Regions from separate parts of the Homo sapiens genome. Here region 1 is linked to region 2. Evidence: chromatin loops called from intact Hi-C (ENCODE). Cell type or tissue: ascending aorta. All regions are shown on one strand. Links, peaks and the distances in the headings refer to the core of each region. The heading gives the core; the rest is flanking DNA.

What was found. A loop is a pair of places that touch in the nucleus more often than their neighbours do. Peaks named below come from ENCODE experiments on the same cell type or tissue, not always from the same donor. Only the 100,000 strongest peaks of a DNase experiment are listed, where the experiment ranks them.
Region 1: it touches region 2 in a loop (2.1-fold over the local background); 2 of 110 quality-filtered maps call a loop at or near these places.

What each region holds. Positions count from the first base shown.
Region 1 is chr11:64,373,472-64,376,979 of GRCh38, reverse strand. No RefSeq gene overlaps it. Among named protein-coding and RNA genes, the nearest start is that of MIR1237, 6.6 kb to the right of the region's middle. RefSeq lists enhancers at 2,892-3,445, 3,446-3,508. In ascending aorta, for the core only: no CTCF peak of the experiment used is centred there; no DNase peak of the experiment used is centred there.
Region 2 is chr11:64,711,106-64,715,793 of GRCh38, reverse strand. It overlaps NRXN2 (neurexin 2), which reads left to right. Exons shown (of 23, transcript NM_015080.4): 2 at 1,851-2,824. The coding sequence starts at 2,095. Among named protein-coding and RNA genes, the nearest start is that of NRXN2, 9.7 kb to the left of the region's middle. RefSeq lists an enhancer at 1,887-2,670. In ascending aorta, for the core only: no CTCF peak of the experiment used is centred there; a DNase peak (open chromatin) is centred at 2,261; H3K4me3 peaks cover 895 bases; H3K27me3 peaks cover 1,481 bases.

The DNA of each region.
Region 1 (3,508 bases), core at 1,009-3,508, 340 kb after region 2:
TTGAATCATATGAATTATATATATATATATTTTTTTTTTTTGAGACAAGCTCTCATCTCACTATGGTGTCCAGGTTAGTCTGGAACTCCTGAGCTCAAGGGATTCTCCCTCCTTGGCCTCCCACAGTGCTGGGATTATAGGAGAGAGCCACCCCACTCGGCCAAATTTATCGTCTTTCACAAATACAAATAGAAACTAAATTTAAGTTTTAAAACAAAATAAAAGATTTTTTTTTTTTTGAGATGGAATCTCGCTCTGTCGCCCAGGCTGGAGTGCAGTGGCGCCATCTCAGCTCACTGCAACCTCCACCTCCCGGGTTCAAGCGACTCCCCTCCCTCAGCCTCCCAGGTAGCTGGGATTACAGGCCTGCGCCACCACACCCGGCTAATTTTTATATTTTTAGTAGAGACGGGGTTTTGCCATGGCTGGGTTGGTCTCGAACTCCTGACCTCAAGTGATCTACCCGCCTCGGCCTCCCCAAGTGATGGAATTACAGGGATGAGCCACCGCACCTGGCCAAAAATAAAAGATTTAAGGGGTATCTTTGACATTTCACAAAGCCCATTTTTGTGCAGCAGTGACCGTGGAAGGAGACTGTTTATATCAGAGTCACAAACTCAAATGCCTAGAGGGCCAGAGGGATGAATGCAGGACAGAGCTGGTGTAACCACAGGGAGTGGTGGGGACTGCGGCAACCTGGAAAGCAGAGGCCCTGTCTGTGGCGGCAGCGTGATTCTGCTCCAGCTGATTAGACCATGCAGGAAGACTGCCCCAGGGCCAGCCCTTCCAGCTCATCAGCAAAAGCCTCACATCTAGGATTCCATATGCTTTTCCTCATTTTACAGCGTGTGCTTAGGCCAGGTGCGGTGGCTAATGCGTGCAGTCCCAACACTTTGGGAAGCAGATCACTTGAGCTCAGGAGTTCAAGACCTGCCTGGGCAACTTGGCGAAACCCCATCTCTACAAAAATACAAAAATTAGCCAGGCATGGTGGCGCATGCCTGTAATCCCAGCTACTTGGGTGGCTGAGGTGGGAGGATCACTTGGGCCCAGAAGGTTGAGGCTGTAGTGAGCCGAGATTGCACCACTACACTCAAGGGTAGGCGACAGAATAAAACACTGTCTCAAAAAAAAAAAAAAAAAGTGCTGGCCCCAAAAATGAGTTTCTATAGGCCAGGCACAGGCCAGTTTGCAATCTCTACGTTCATATGGAATATTTTTGTTTACACTCCCAAAGTACCTTAGGGAGAAGTAACTTGCTTAGAGTCAAACAGTGACTCTAGAACTTTGAGATGGAGTCTCGCCCTGTCGCCCAGGCTGGAGTGCAGTGGCACCATCTCAGCTCACCACAACCTCCGCCTGCCGGGTTCAAGCGATTCTCTTGCCTCAGCCTCCCTAGGAGCTGGGATTACATGCATGGGATTACAAAATGCCTGGCTATTTTTTGTATTTTTAGTAGAGACAGGGTTTCACCATGTTGGCCAGGCTGGTCTCGAACTCCTGACCTCAGATGATCCGCCCACCTCGGTTTCCTAAAGTGCTGGGATTACAGGCGCGAGCTGCTGTGCCCGGCCAGAACTTTAGTTCTAACAGTAGTTATTAATAGTTAACAGCAGGCCAGGAGCGGTGTCTCACGCCTGTAATCCCACCACTTTGGGAAGCCAAGGCCGGAGGATGACCTGAGGTCAGGAGTTCGAGACCAGCCTGACCAACATGGAGAAACCCCGTCTCTACTAAAAATACAAAATTAGCCGGGCATGGAGACGCATGCCTGTAATCCCAGCTACTCGAGAGGCTGAGGCAGGAGAATTGATTCAACCCAGGAGGCAGAGGTTGCGGTGAGCTAAGATCACACCACTACACTCCAGCCTGGGCAACCAGAGCAAAACTCCGTCTCCAAAAAAAAAAAAAAAAAGTTAACAGCGACTTGGAGGGAGCCAGAGGTTTACAGGGCTGTCGGACCCTCTTGGGGCGCCAACATTTTATCAGAGCAGGAAGCCCAAGCCTGTTCACTGAGGACATTTGAAGAGTGGAAACAGAAGCCCAGTGTAGGAGGGTGACCTCTCCTGGCTCCCCTGGAAGAGCCAGCCTCCATGTTAGGTAAGGCTAGTCAGCAGCCAAAGTCAAGGTATAGAAGCAGGGGGCCAGACCTAAGACCTTGAGCATTGGCCTCTGGCCTCCCTACTTCCCTGCCTGTGCCCACCGTGTCCCCTTCCACTCTGCCGCTTTACACCCTGGCCAGCCTGCAGCTCAATCACATCTATCTCCCACCCGCAGGCTCCTTGACCACACAGAGAAGAGGCAGGATTCAAACCAAGGCTGGCTCATTCCTCTAAGTCCCTGCTCTTTCCACCCAGCATCCTCCCTTCTCTGGGTTACTGCATCCTCTGAACCGTTTCTTCACCCCTGAAATGAGGCTAAGTACTCCGGAGGCTGAAGCAGAAGGATCGCTTGAGCCCAAGAGTTTGAGGCTGCAGTGAGCTACGATGGCACCACTGCACTCCAGCCTGGGCAACAGAGCAAGACCCCATCTCTAAAAGCTAAATTAGGCCAGGTGCAGCGGCTCACACCTGTAATCCCAGCACTTTGGGAGGCCGAGGCGGGCGGATCACCTGAGGTCAGGAGTTCGAGACCAGCCTGCCCAACATGGTGAAACCTCTTCTCTACTAAAAATACAAAATTAGCCGGGTGTGGTGGCAGGCGCCTGTAATCCCAGCTACTCGGGAGGCTGAGGCAGGAGAATCACTGGAACCCAGGAGGCAGAGGTTGCAGTGAGCTGAGATCGCACCCCTGCACTCCAGCCTTGGACAACAGAGCCAGACTCCGTCTCAAAAAAAAAAAAATCTCTTTTTAAAATAAAAGTTAAATTAATTAATTAATAGGAAGAAATGAGGCTAAGGATACCTCTTTCATAGGGTGGCTGTGAGTTACATGGAATGAGAGGTGAAGAAATTGAAGATGAGAGACTATTTTGCATCCACTCAATTAGAAAAGGTTTTGAAATGGTAATACTCAGTGCTTGTGAGTATCTGATGAAATGGGACCCTTTCATCTCCTTCAATGAGATTCCCGCCTAGAGTGCTCAGGAGGGTCCCTACACATTGGAAAAGGTCAGTAAATCTCAATAAATTCCTGGTGACTGAGTGACCATACTCTTAAATCTGTTAATTCTCTAGTTCCTCTTTTCGACAAATAGGGGAGGTTGGGGCTGTTAGGTGACTTGCTAAAGTCACACAGCTGGTAACACAGGAGTCAGAATTAGAGCCTCAGAATTTCTTCCCTTCTCCTGAGGGCCCCTTGTCCTGGGCCCCTTCCTGTTCTTTCAGACCACCAGGATGGGACACAGCTGGCGCCCGCATACCCTTTCCACTCCCCCGGAGCCCCACCTGCCCACAAGGACTGCCTGATTCGCCTCACCTGGGCACCTCTGGGTCCCAGCCCAGATCCCCAGGCCTCCCGGGGACAGGAGGGGAAGGTCCACATGAGATGGTCTCACAGGGTAGCCACA
Region 2 (4,688 bases), core at 1,009-3,508:
AAGGAGTGGGGGTTGCTTGCCTGGATCTCCTCCCCACTGCCCGGGCAGAGGCAGTCCTTGGAGGGGTGTTGGGGCAGGACATTCAGGTCCCCATTGGAGCCTTGTAGGATTGGGAGGGCAGCAGTCAGGAGCTGGATGGCAGGACCCGAGGGCTGAGCTTTACCGGCCTCTTGGAGATGGCTCCCCCAACGCTCCCGACTACCTTCTGAGGCCTTTTCTGCCCCATCTTCCTCTGCACACGTGTCACTCTCCAGACGCCCCCTCACTATGGTTTTTTAGGGGGTCCCTCGTTTCCTTCCACATAGCTCTTCAGCTCCTCACTGCACCTCTGCAGCCTTCCCCTCCCGAAGTCAGCCCTCTCCTTATCTTCTGGTTCTCACCTCACTGAGCTACACCTGTGGCTATCCTGTGCTTGTCTATTTCCTGGGGATGCTGCAGTCGAGCAGACTTGGATCTGAGTCTCAGTTCCCCGCTGACTGGCCGTGTGACCTTGGGCAAGTCCCCAGATCCCTTTACCTGGGTTTCCCCAGTGGTTAATGAGAATAATGGGACTTCTCAGAGTGATTAAGTAAAATGACATTTGTAAAAATGCCCAGCACCCAGGGCTCTGACAAATGCTGTTTGGATTTGGAATTTAATTTTCTCTGTCTTTTCTTTCATTTCTCCCCACTAGGCCACCTTTCTCCTCCATTACTCTTCCATCTCTGTTACTTTCCAGGCGCTTCCTCTCCTTCCTCTTTCTCTCCCCTCTTCCTTCAGTCTTTCCCTGTCTCTTCCTAAACTCTAGCCCCTCCCTGCTTCTCTCCCAGGCTTCTCCCCACCTCCTTCTCTCCCTCCCTCCCCAAAATAAAATCAATGCAATATTCAGGAGGGTTGTTGGATATAAATAATTACGACTTGGAGTTTAACGAGATGCAAATTCCCCTCCCCGGCGTGGGGTATAAATTGCTCTCTGACAGCCCGTTACAAGGGTAATCATTTCAGAAAGGCAATTTTATGCAAATGAGCCTGCCTGCCTCCTGGTGGCTCCCCCAATCTTGGGTGGGGGGTGGGCAGAGGGAACTGAGGGGTAAAGAGAGCCCAGGTAGTGGGGCCAGTCCTGAGGCTGAGCACTGAGAGCTGGAAGTTGAGGATGACAGACATTTAGCTTCAGAAAGGACCTGGGTTGGTAAGCAGTGAGGCTGGGGCCTGGGAAGGGGTGAGCGTGGTTTCGGGGGAACTGGAGACACAGAATTGGATGCCTGAGTCCCTGCTTGGATGGAGAGGGCTTGGGGCCTGGATATCTGGGTCCTGGCTGGCTTCTCTCCCTTGCCCCCTTCCCAGTCTGGTTACCCTGTGATACCATCGACGAATTGGCATTTAATTAATCCCAATGAATTATTTAGCAACTTCATTATCCAGTATCAAGAGCTGATGAGAGGAACAGTGGCTGGAGGTGGGAGCCAGGCAGAGGCTGGGCGGTTCAGAGAAGGGGCTGGGGTCACCAGGCGGAGGAGAGTTCCCAGGCCTCGCTCAAGGAGCTGGCCTTGGTCCTTCCTGACACTGGGGTCCTTTGAGAGGGTGAGGGAGCGGGCTGAGGTTGGGCTCCTGCCGGGCTCGAACGTGTCACCTCTCCCTGTCCACATCTCAAACCAATGCTGCCCCTAGTGCGTGCCATCTCTCCTAAGTGCTGGCCCCCGGAATCCGCGTCTCTTGCCTCGGGACCCTCTGCAGGTCAGGGCCTCTCTAAGTTCTGCAGGGAAACAGTCTGGTGCCTGCTGATATGCGTGGGGAGCCCGGCACCGACGGCCCCTCTCGTTGGACCTTTCCTCTCTGTTCTCATTAACCCTTTCCTCTCTGTTCTCCCGCAGGCATCCCTCCCTGCTCTTCTGTCGGAGCCCGCGGCGGGGGAGGGGCGCCGCCGCCGCCGCCTGAGGGAAGCCGGCATCTGGGCCTCTGCGCGCCTCGCCCCGCGGCCGGGCCCATGGCACTGTGAGCCTGCAAGGGAGCCCCGCTCAGCGCGGGGAGCGCCCGGCCCCCTCCCGCCCCATGCGCCCGCGGCTCTGAAGCCTGAGCGGGGGCCGGGGGCCGGGCGGGGCCGGGGCCGCCGTAGGCATGGCGTCCGGGAGCCGGTGGCGGCCGACACCGCCGCCGCTGCTGTTGCTGCTGCTGCTGGCGCTGGCGGCGCGCGCGGACGGCCTGGAGTTCGGCGGCGGCCCCGGGCAGTGGGCTCGCTACGCGCGCTGGGCGGGCGCGGCGAGCAGCGGCGAGCTCAGCTTCAGCCTGCGCACCAACGCCACGCGCGCGCTGCTGCTCTACCTGGACGACGGCGGCGACTGCGACTTCCTGGAGCTGCTGCTGGTGGACGGCCGCCTGCGGCTGCGCTTCACGCTTTCGTGCGCCGAGCCGGCCACGCTGCAGCTGGACACGCCGGTGGCCGACGACCGCTGGCACATGGTGCTGCTGACCCGCGACGCGCGCCGCACGGCGCTGGCGGTGGACGGCGAGGCCCGCGCCGCCGAGGTGCGCTCCAAGCGGCGCGAGATGCAGGTGGCCAGCGACCTGTTCGTGGGCGGCATCCCGCCCGACGTGCGCCTCTCGGCGCTTACGCTGAGCACCGTCAAGTACGAGCCGCCCTTCCGCGGCCTCTTGGCCAACCTGAAGCTGGGCGAGCGGCCCCCCGCGCTGCTGGGCAGCCAGGGCCTGCGCGGCGCCACCGCCGACCCGCTGTGCGCGCCCGCGCGCAACCCCTGCGCCAACGGCGGCCTCTGCACCGTGCTGGCCCCCGGCGAGGTGGGCTGCGACTGCAGCCACACGGGCTTCGGCGGCAAGTTCTGCAGCGAAGGTGAGCCCCGGGGAGCGGCCGCCCGGTGCCTGGGCGCGGGGGTGAGGGCCTGGGGCGCTTCGTGGGGGTCGGAGTGTGTGTGGGCTCCTGAGGCACGGGGGCTGGGCACGAGGGCTTGTGAGTGGGTGCGAGCGCTCCAGGGCTGCGGGGACGCGTGTCCGGGCGAGGGCGCGTGGGGTTGGCGGTGGGCGGGGCGAGTGGGCGGGGCCGGCTTGGGCGTGGTCAGCGTGAGTCCTGCGGCGACCTGTGGGCAGCCTGTGTGGTCAGGTTCTGAAGGGGCTGCTGAGGGTGGGGTGCATGAAGCCCCGTGGGCTTGGTGGGTGAGGGTCTGTGAGGCGTTCGTGAAGGCTTGTGGGTGGGGGTCTGCGTGGACAGGGCCCATTAAAGGCAGTGGGCGGGGACCATGGGGCCCCTGAAGGACAGTGGGTGGGGCTTGTGCATAGGGCGGGGCCTCGTATGAGGCCGTGAGGGGTGGTGAGTGGGGCTGGCGTGGAAAGGCCAGTGTGGGTGGGGCTTATGAGACAGGGGGCGGGACCTCGTGTGAGGCCGTGAGGGGCTGTGAGTGGGGCCTGTGTGGAAGGCCAGTGTGGGCTGGGCCTATGAAACAGGGAGCAGGACCTCGTGTGAGACCGTGAGGGCCTATGAGTAGGGCCTGTGTGGAAGGCCAGTGTGGTCAGGGCCTACAAGACAGGGCAGACCTTGTGTGAGGCTGTGAGGGGGTGAGTGGGGTCTGTGTGGAAGGCCAGTGTGGGCGGGGCCTGTGAGACAGGGGGCGGGGCCCCATGTGAAACGGTGAGGGGCTGAGTGGGGCCTGTGTGGAAAGGCCAGTGTGGGCAGGGCCTACGAGACAGGGGGCGAGGCCGTGTGGCGGGGCTTTGGGGCAGGGAGCGTAGTCGACAGTGGGTCGCAGTCTTTGAAGGTCCGCGAGCCAAGGGCGGGAAGTGCGGCCTGTGCGGCCTGGACAAGCACTAAGGGATGAGGGCCTAGGCGTGAGGACGCTGAGTGTGAGAAGGGCACGATGGCGATTCCAGCGCAGGCGAGGGAGAATGGGGATTGCGAGGCTGTGGCCAGGAAGCGAGTGTTTCTTTTTCACCACAAAATCCTCAGAGCGCCTCCGAAGAGTAAAGGGAAAACGAGGGAGAGGGTGGCTGAGGCTTCTCAGGCTCTTGACGAGGAGTGGACAGTTTGGGTGAGGGTCAGAGATGGCCAATAGTCTCTCTTGATGACAGACGGGGCGTGGAACCCCTGAGAGCGTGGGGTTTGATGGGAGATTGCTGGGCTGGACAGGGCGAGGTGGGACCCTGGGCCGTGGGGCTGACTATGGAATGGCGCTTGGGAGAGAGGCTCACCGGAGGGAGGGGTCCGGCCAGCACCCGCGCTGCCCGGAGGCCGAGAGTCTGGCCAAGACCGTGAAGTGGTGAAGTGCGGGCGGGTCCTGGGCTGAGCGGCCCGGGGCGGGGCTGTGGTGTCGGGGGGCAGGGGGCGCTGAGGAGAGGAAGCACTGGGAGGAGCCTCTTCCATTAGGGTCTGGCTGGGCGTGGGGAGGGGCTCCCCCATCGGTCTGGGGGCGGCGCATGCGCGTCTCTCCCCGCCCCTCGTCCCTGTTCTTCCAGCTCGTGTGTGCCTCAGGCCTGACGTTCTCTCCCCTGGTCCCTCTAGAAGCTGTGGGCCACTCAGCGGTTGTGTGTGTGTGTCCGTCCCCCCAGAGTCAGAGGCTTTTGAGGGAGCGTGTGCATGTGCACGTGTGCGCTGGCAACATGAATGTGGCCCGGCACTGCTTTGGGGATAGGTGTCCTGTGGCTGTGTGCCTGTGGACAGCCATGGGAGGGCCCAGCCTGCAGGTGTGGCCCTGGGTGTGGGAAGT